Linked DNA regions of Homo sapiens: region 2 is linked to region 1. Evidence: chromatin contacts called from ENCODE Hi-C data. All regions are on one chromosome and are shown on one strand. The core of a region is the stretch at or near the end of the contact, and the rest is flanking DNA. Distances in the headings are between cores, read along the strand shown. Region 1 holds the start of SPATA13-AS1 (SPATA13 antisense RNA 1). Region 2 overlaps MIPEP (mitochondrial intermediate peptidase).

Region 1 (4,637 bases), core at 2,019-4,518:
GACTCAGCCTAGCTCACTAGAGTGCTAGACTGGGTCAATTTGCTTCTCTTTTCTAGCTTGCAAAAAAAGAACTATATTTGCCAAAAAAAAAAAAAGTAAAAATTTAAAAAATCAAATTGAGCAATTACTTCAGTAAGTTAGAAACATTTTTTAAAGCAAGTCAACTTGCCAAGTTTGTGTCCCCTCAAAAAGGGCATTTTCTCTAGTTTTTATATCTAGCTATTATTGTACCTCATCTTGACTTTCCTCTTTTATTATCTGGCAGTATTACTAAATGCTCTAATACGGTGTACTTACTGGTTAACTAAAGGGCTTTCAAGAAATGTAACAGACCAGGTATCTTTTTTTGAAAGGGGTCTACCCATATCGACTGACTTTGGTGCACGGGTGTGCATTCGTCCTTTGCTTGTCTCTGTGAAGTTCCCACTCAAGTCTAACAGCGAAGTAAACTGGACACTCTCCTCTCTGGAAGATAAGAAAAGCAAGCTAATCTGAACTCTGGACAAGATACGTAGAAAGAGAAGGGGAATGGATAATAGAGACAAAGGGAAATTCAAAGTAAGAATTCTGAAAAGCACTCGAATTTGACTTCTGATCAACATAAACAGACCGGTTAAAGGAAGAAGTATGGTTGGAACCCAATGTTAAGTACAAAAAAATTAGGAGCTTAGGTAGGCTGTGATGGAGTAAGTTGTCTCAAATGAAAGAGAAAAGCTTCACTGAAAGCAAAGCAAAGGCGGCAAAGATAATTCCCCAGGAAAATCTTCTAGCAGTGTGGGCATCCTTCCTGAAACCCAAGGAAGGTGAAGCCACAAACACCATCCCCAACAATGCAGTGGTGTTTACAGGTTGTCACTCTTCCCTCCGATAAGGCTCCAATAAGTGCCACTGAAATTCATTATCCCAACTCTATTATCCCAAATAACACACCCAGTAGCCTACAAACATGACTCAGGCCTGTCCCACATGACCTGCCTTCGCAGGCTGTGTGGCTGGCAAGAGGTAAGACAGGTGCTACAAACAGGGCCAGAGAAAAGTGGTGAGAGAAAGGAAGAGCACAGCACGGCGCTGCCAAGTTCTCGGAAGGGAGGGCTCCATTCACCTAGAAAGACTCTGCCTTCATTTCTTTAAAAAAAAAAAAATTAAATGCAATGTTCAATTTTCTATATTTTGAGAAAAATTTAGTTGTGGATACTACTTAATTTGGAGAGTTTTTTATATTATTATTTTAAACTCACATAATAATTGTACAATATTTATGGGGTACAGTGTGATATTTCAATATATGTATACAATGTGGAATGAGCAAATCAGGGTAATTAGCATATCATCACCCCAAGCACTTATCATTTATTTGTATTAAGAACATTTGAATCCTCTCTTCTAGCTATTTTGAACTATACAATACATTGTCATTAACTGTGGCACAGTAGGACTTATTCTTCCTGTCTAGCTCTATTTTTATATCCATTTACCAACCTTTGGTTATCAAGATTTTGAGAATACTTGACCAGGGAGGAGAAATATACTTTCATTATTATTTAAAAGTTGATACTACAGAAAATTTCAAATACACACAAAAGCAGATAATACCATGAACCCACGATTATCAGTCTTTTGCCAATATTGTTTCAACTATTTCCCACCAACTTTTTTGGAGTATTTTAAAACAAATCTCACATATCATATTTTATGCAGAAAGTATTTCACTATCTGTGTATAACAAACAAGGACTTAAAAATAACTGCACTATCTTATCCCAACTAACAAAATTAAAAATAATTCCTTCATGTTGCCAAATATTCAGTTCATCTGAAAATCTCCCCAACGTGTCTCAAAATGATGCTTTTACAGCTGGTTTGCTGAGCTCAATTTGTGGGCTTACTGAGCTGGATGCCATTCTAGCACTTCGTTGGTATATAAACCTAAAACCCTCAGTGCATAGAAAGGAAGGAGTTCCAGGACTGGGATGGAAATGCTAGAGATGGTCTATCATGTGAGTCTCACCACCCCTTGGGCTGCATCTCCCATGTGACAGCAGCTTTTATAATTAATGTACTGCTAATCTCTCTAGGCCAGAGATGCTGCTGAGAGATGGTTCCACTGCAATGCAAACCTGGTCCTCCATGGGGGTGGGACATCTGTCATGGGAAAAAGGTGGGCATAGTTACTATACCACACAGCAGGGCCAGCTTGGTCATCTGAATGGTTTGACCTGTGAAATCTCTGGTTGTGCTGTTAACTGATCTCGGGGTCCCCAGGAACAAAACAGATGAGTGATTCCACAAAGGTACCACAACATTGTGTAGGAGGAACTCTCCAGGGCTGGCAAGCAGAGCCCGACCTGAGCCACCATGACAGAGAAGACAAGGGAGGGCCCTCACTCAACTCCCAGACTCAGGCCTCTTGATGGAGCAGAGCCAGGGAGCCTCAGGGTAGGCATCCTACTACAAGTCTTCTTCCTAGCTTCTCAAAGAGAACTCCTACCATCAGCCTGGTGACTGTGTCCTCAGGACAGGGAAACTCCCGGCGGCAAATGTAAGCAATACTCTTCCCAAGCCTTTCTGAGTAGGAGAGATGGCTTTGGCAAGGCAAGGATTTAGCTCGTGCGCACTCCTGGTTAGGAGCTAATGGCCTGGCTGAATGGCCTGGAGGAATGTGGAAAGAACAAGATGGGCTGAGGATGGGTTTGGGGAAGGAGTATAACTGGCTACCTCAGAATACCCGCAGAGCATGAGATGATGTCCATCCTACATGAATCCTTATTGCAAGAGAGGCTAATCAATCATCATGTGGACATGCTGTCCCAATGTGCAGCTAGATGCCAGTCTTCCTTCCTAGTCATCTTGATACTTGCTCAGTGGGTTCATAAAAAGGAAAAAAAAAAAGAAGCAAGCAAGAAAAAGGCCATGGTGGCAAAAATGGATGCCAAGCCTGGGCTAAACCACAGGAAGTCTGGGCCTTCCCCTCAACAAAGCTGATGATACGGTTCCCCGCAGGAACCAGACAGCCCCTTGCGGAAAGCTGATTGCAGTGGGGCCTTTTCATAATAGAGGGGGTGGTGATTTGTCCCTACTGGAAGGGCCACTTATGCTGGGCTTGGATTTGTTTTCCTGCACTCTGTGGATCCTCTAGAAGGCCCCTATCCTGTCGCAGCATCTCACACGCCATCCAGGCCCAGAACGTCACAGAGAAGGAAGCACATGACCCCATCACACCCAATAACAACCAAATAAAAATGAAGTTACAGAGGCAGCTGGGAGACACACCCAGAAGTTGCCATACTGCCCTGGATGGGACGCAAGCTCTGAAGCAGTGACTAATTTGGAGAGGCTGGCCCACAGCAGAAGATGCAGGGCCGGAAACCAAGGGTAAACATAGAAGCGGCTTCTTAGGATTACTTAATAATATACTTGCAAAATGTTTTCTTCCCACCTAGGAACTCTGCTCTGTTGAAACTGAATTTAGTGCCCAAGGGAGAAGTACTTCCTCCAGAGTTCACAGTCCTGGCCACAGTGAATCAGAACCAAGGCTGGCCATTTTTGCCTCTTCGTACCACTGGGAAAATGAGCACCCACGGAAAATGGGGATGGCTTTTGTGGTCACTGCTACCATATTTCTCAAATGGACTAATGCAATCGCCTTCAAATCAATCTCCATTCCTCTTCCTTTCCCCCCACAAACTGCCCTCCCTCTCTAAGCATAAACCGGAACATAATATGCTCCTGCTGCCAATGGCTTCACACCACACTTAGAACAAGCTCAGCCTCCTCATGACCTGCAGAGCCCTTTCCAGCCTCAGCCCACCTCCCAGCCTGCAACATCCTCGTCTGCCTCTTGCTCCCTGAGCTCCTGTCACTGTGGCCTCCTTGCTGAACCTCAGACACATCATGTTTCCTGCCTGTCTTTGGGCTTCTGGTGCTCCTTCGGCTAGGACTTCTCCTCCCTCGGATCTCTGCCTCACTGCCTCCTACTCACCTGTCCCCAGCGTCACCTCCTTGGAGAGGAGGCTATCTCCCCCACCTGCTCCTACTCCTCACATTACCCAAAGTCATCTTCTGCAGGGCCGTCACTGGTGCCTTGGTGCATCCTACATATTGACTTATGGAATCTGTTCAAATGCTGAAATGTAAACTTTGCATGACGTTTTATTCTCCACAGCATCCCAAATTCTCTATTTCCTTCCTTTCCCTGCCTTGCCATTCTGGTAGGGATGTGTTGCTTAAATCTGCCTCTAGTTAATCAACGCTGAAGAGGCACTGCATGGAACTGGAGGACTAGTTATCCTAAGAGGTCCTAGACTTGGAGGTGTCTGCTGCCACTGATGAGGATCTGGGTGTCTCCTTCTAGGGAAGAGAGAGAGGGTTCATGGAACAGGTGCATCCTGTTCATTAGAGTGTCATTAGAATAACACTCTTTGGAAATGAATGCTCTCTATCCTGTTTTATTTTTCTTTATAGTACTGTCTGCTCTGTTAAATACTTACTTGGCCTGTCTTCACATATAGAAGGCAAGGGTCCCTGGAGACAGACACCCCACCCTTCTTCCTGTTCCAGTACCACCAGGTGGTGGACATATCACCTAAGCTCGGACAGCTGAATCTTCCATCCTGGGACCTGAACCCCTGGGTGAGTGAC
Region 2 (4,640 bases), core at 1,870-4,369, 500 kb after region 1:
CCTCTTACAGGGAATATGTCACACCTGATTTAATTTATTTTAGAACAATTTAAAAGCCAGAATTTGATTTTTAGAAGCAAGAAAATAGGGGCCAAATTGTCACATGGTGGCAGCTTTTATGAATATGGCATCAGTGTGGCTTTCTTTGAGAATTCAAGACAAGTGTGAATGGAGGCTGTGCAAGCAGGAGTCTGTAACAGAACCTCTCTTCCCCAGGGCTGCCGGGGAGCGCTATCGCAGGGAGATGCTGGCCCACGGTGGAGGCAGGGAGCCCATGCTCATGGTTGAAGGTAAAACAAAACCAAAATGGCACCATCTATAATGAAAGCTGATTTATGTTTTCTCCATATGTTTTTTTCATTTAAAGAAAATGTTTTAGGCCAGGTGTGGTGGTTCATGCCTGTAATCCCAGCACTTTGGGAGGCCCCAAGGAGGGTGGATCACCTGAGGTCAGGAGTTCGAGACCAGCCTGGCCAACATGGTGAAACCCTGTCTCTACTAAAAATACAAAAAATAGCTGGGCGTGGTGGCAGACGCCTGTAATCCCAGCTACTCGGGAGGCTGAGACAGGAGAATCACTTAAACCCAGGAGGCAGAGGTTGCAGTGAGCTGAAATCGTGCCATTGCACTCCAGCCTGGGCAACATGAGCAAAACTCCTTCTCAAAACAATAAATAAATAAGCAAATAAAAAAGAAATGTCTTAGCTGTGCATTGTGTTCTAAGCATCTGTCTCACTGTGTCCTAAGTAAATTAATTTTTAGTTGCCATGATTTATTCAAGTACCAGGATAAAGATTCAGGTTTTAGCTTTCAAAGTGTTACTTATACTCTAATAGAAAAATTTTTTATTTGTCATAAACTCTTAGAAAATTTTCCTTTAGATTTTAACAGGTCACAGTGTTTTTTTTTTAGTCTAAAGAACTCATTTATTTTTTATTCCTTTATTTCTTTTTCTGAAAGTTTAAAACTACATATTTTCAAGAAATTCCAAGGCATTGGGTTAGATTTGTTTTTTTACCTGTTGAAAAATTAGAACTTAATATCTTTAAGGTATTACAATTCTTTTTTTCTATGTAATTTTCTCAGTAATTTTTTATTTGAGTATTTTTACTGAAAATTTAATTGTAAATGGAAGTGATCATCATGATTTTTCATGTATGAATATAAGAACATTGAAACATGCTTACAAATATTTATAGGAAGATATGAATGTTACTAGATAATTGCAATATATTGATGGTTATATTTGCAGCTGAGCTTGACTATCTGAAAAGTTTTCTGGCTATCTGAAAAAGTGCATATAGGAAATAACTTTCAATATTGGAGAAGTGTTTTCATTGTAGTAATTGAGTGTGTCTGGGTAGTCATGAGTGTGATTTAAATGTCTCCTTGCCTAAGACTGTTGAATCTAATGCCTGTACTCCTTTTTAGCAGAATTCCAGATTCTTGCCTTCAGCCATTCATTTATTCAGCAAATATTTGTGCAGTGCCTTCAGCCATTCATTTATTCAGCAAATATTTGTGAAGTGCTAATTATGTGCCAGACATGATTCCATGTGCCAGAGGTGAAGTAGTGAAAGACGCTTAGACAAACATCCTGCTCTTTTGGAGACTGCATTCATTCCATCAGCTTTGTGAAGAGTGAGGAAGTGTGCATGCTGACACAGCCATCATTTACAGCTAGTCCTTACTGGTCCTTATTGAACTTTCCACCTCTGGGGATGGTTTTAGGGATTACCATGTATCTGTTGATTGACTCTTCTTAGTAACCCTATGAGGTAGGAGTTATGATCCCCGTTTTATAGACAATAAGCAGGTTAGGCCCTCTGCTTATGTAACAAGGCAGTATGTGGAAGAGCCAGGGATTGAACCAGGACCTCAGGCAGCAAGCAGACCAAGCTCTTCAGCTGCCTGTACTGTCAGACAGGACATCTAGTTCAGGGTCTGTTCCAGACCCAGGCAAAAGTGAAACAATAGGCACATCATAATAAGCTACTGATTGGGTACATTGTATACTTTTGGCTGGTGGTTGGTAGCGCCAGCCCACCCCGAGCTAAGGCGGAAATAAGCGGTGAGTTTCTGTGAGGTGTGTGTTCCTGGCAGCCGTGCTTGGCTCATCCTTTCCCAGGCCATGCTGCTACACCTCAACATTTGCTGATAGGAGATACCATCAAAAGAAAAAAATGTAAATCTTTTTCAGTGTTTATCTTTTGGCTGGTGTGCTTTTCTAGTCGGCTTCCCAGAATGTTGCAACTAACTCTCAAAAATTCTGTTCTTTATCCAAAACAATTTTGTGTTAAGAAACTTAATATTTTCTGCACTAAAATTCACATATGAGAGAAAAAGAAGTCCATCATTCAAACCAGAGATGATTAAGTATTCAGATTTTAGTTAACACAAACAATAGAACAATTCTACTTTTACATTTTAATATTTTTCTTAATGCTGTTCTGTCAGATCTCATTAATTCACATGATTTGTTTCATGTCAGAGATGAATGGGGGACATGCAAAGAGGGTTATGCCAGTTGTCACTTCATAGGGCTGGATTTGTAAGCTAAGACCCATAGTAGTGGCTTCTCATTTTCTTGGAGGCAGTCAGTCTGTACCCCAAAACAGCAGGTCTTAGGTGTTGGCTCACAGCCTTAACACTGGGGTATTACCAGGAGTGATGGGTGAAATTACTGAGATTTGTAATGTAAAAGCATACAGGATCTCGTTGGCAGTATTCTTCTATGAAAATGTAACTTTTTATAGGTACCTTATATATTTTTGTTTAACTGCTTCCTGGATAAATGTAAAGAATTATATTACATAGCAAAATGGAAAGAAATAGAACACCTGCCTTCAAACTATGTACCTCCCTAACCAAATCACAACTTTTTTTTACCTCCTTAGTTATAAGACTGTGTTTCTTAGGGTCAGAATACCTTTGTATTCATATTTGTGCTCTTTGAATGATACAAATTCAGAGAAGTCAAATAGGGAATGCTTTTGATCTTTGAATAATAAGTTCTACATAGGCAAACTTTTAGATTATTTGTCTTTTTCAGAATGAGTCATCCCTTGGGAACAGGGCTCTGCTCAGAGCTCTGAGTCCCTCGGCCATTTCTAGTCCTCACCAGCTAGAGGCCAACACCCTATTCAAGGAAGTCCCTGAGCACACAGGATTCCTCTACTTTCTTTTTTCCCTGATGTTTGCTTTACATTCATCAGTTAAAGGCCACTGCTAGGCAACCATGTATCTATGCTCTCTAACTCTTGGCTGCAAGGTATTTATTCAGAAGTTTTCCATTACTTAACTTTACATAGAGTGATCCTCACAGGAAAAAAGACAAGTTGCAGCAGCAGGGGCTTTCTTAAAAAGCCTAACACACCAAATACCATTTGAAGGCAACATAATAGTGGTTAAAACAGTATTTTCTTCCCCAGAGAAAGAAAGCAATCACATGGTGAAATAGAATTGGATTTGCAGTCAGTGACTCTGCTACTTACTGTCTATAAATTACTTAGGAAAGTCACTTAATTTCCTTGCGGGAGGTAAAATGTGATTTGACTTCAAAACACTTCTTTTTTTGTCTTATTATTATTATTATTTTTTTTTTTTTTTTTGAGATGGAGTCTCTACTGCCCAGGCTGGAGTGCAGTGGCACGATCTCCCCTCACTGCAACCTCCACCTCCTGGGTTTATGCACTTCTCCTGCCTCAGCCTCCTGAGTAGCTGGGACCACAGGCATGTGCCACCATGCCCAGCTAATTTTTGTATTTTTAGTAGAGACGGGATTTTGCCATGTTGGCCAGGCTGGTCTCGAACTCCTGACCTCAGGTGATCCACCCTCCTTGGTCTCCCAAAGTGCTGGGGTTACAGGCCTGAGCCACCTTGCCTGGCCCAAAGCACTTCTTTTTAATCTGCTTCTCCTTTTTTTAATCTCTGAAGGGGGTGGGGTGTGTGTACAGACGTGTGGCAGTAGCTTTGCAGATTGACAGTATGGCCTTGTCTATTTTTAAACACATTCATAGCTTACATAAATATATATATTATAGGCATGACATTCAGTCACTTAATCCTCCACTAAACACATGTGGCAATACCTGACTGAAACCAACTTTCTTAATTGCTGAGACATCTGGGGTGAGGTTTAACTCTCATTGTCAATGTTAAGGTTTTCTGCTGTTCATCTCATACCCCCACAATGGTTTTTGGCTTATGTTAAATCACATTTCTGAGTAATAAGATAACTTAAGGTTTTTGCTTAAAATAAACCATGATGATATGGCATTTCCATTCATTTTACCATTTTATAAAATATATACTAGAATATTTGTTAAGTATGCTATGGTGAGCATGATCTAAGGTTCAGTTTCCATTACAGCCACTTCAGAAAATGTGCAGTTTTCTAAAAAGACAGATATGCTGAGGCTTGTGAATAGCAAGGAAGTAATACTTTGCCCCCACTAGGAAGCAGAATTGTTTCTTACTACAGCAAATAGACTGGTAGAATTATATAGATATTAGGAATGGAAACTATATTACTTCAGCAGTTTGTGAATGGCAATTGTATTACTCATGCAAGTTTTCATATTGCCCTCTGTAAACTATTTGGTCTTTTTGTGTTTTATGTTATGTAAAATTTTTAGGTA

Evidence for each region. Hi-C counts contacts between places; a loop is a spot of excess contacts on that map. Pooled maps may share reads with other maps.
Region 2: a pooled map shows a loop between it and region 1 (2.2-fold over the local background). The contact joins the enhancer-like site here to the promoter of SPATA13-AS1 in region 1. A Hi-C loop is called at or near these places in 6 of 50 pooled maps.

What each region holds. Positions count from the first base shown.
Region 1 is chr13:24,253,070-24,257,706 of GRCh38, reverse strand. It overlaps SPATA13-AS1 (SPATA13 antisense RNA 1), which reads left to right and starts at 3,268. Exons shown (of 3, transcript NR_046531.1): 1 at 3,268-3,371; 2 at 4,508-4,628. All of the region lies in intron 4 of SPATA13 (spermatogenesis associated 13), which reads right to left.
Region 2 is chr13:23,752,195-23,756,834 of GRCh38, reverse strand. It overlaps MIPEP (mitochondrial intermediate peptidase), which reads left to right. Exons shown (of 19, transcript NM_005932.4): 18 at 217-290. Among named protein-coding and RNA genes, the nearest start is that of PCOTH, 130 kb to the left of the region's middle. RefSeq lists an enhancer at 3,687-3,796. Within about 2 kb of position 3,119, at least 5 of the 41 ENCODE cell types and tissues checked have a DNase peak (open chromatin) inside an H3K27ac peak, as active enhancers do.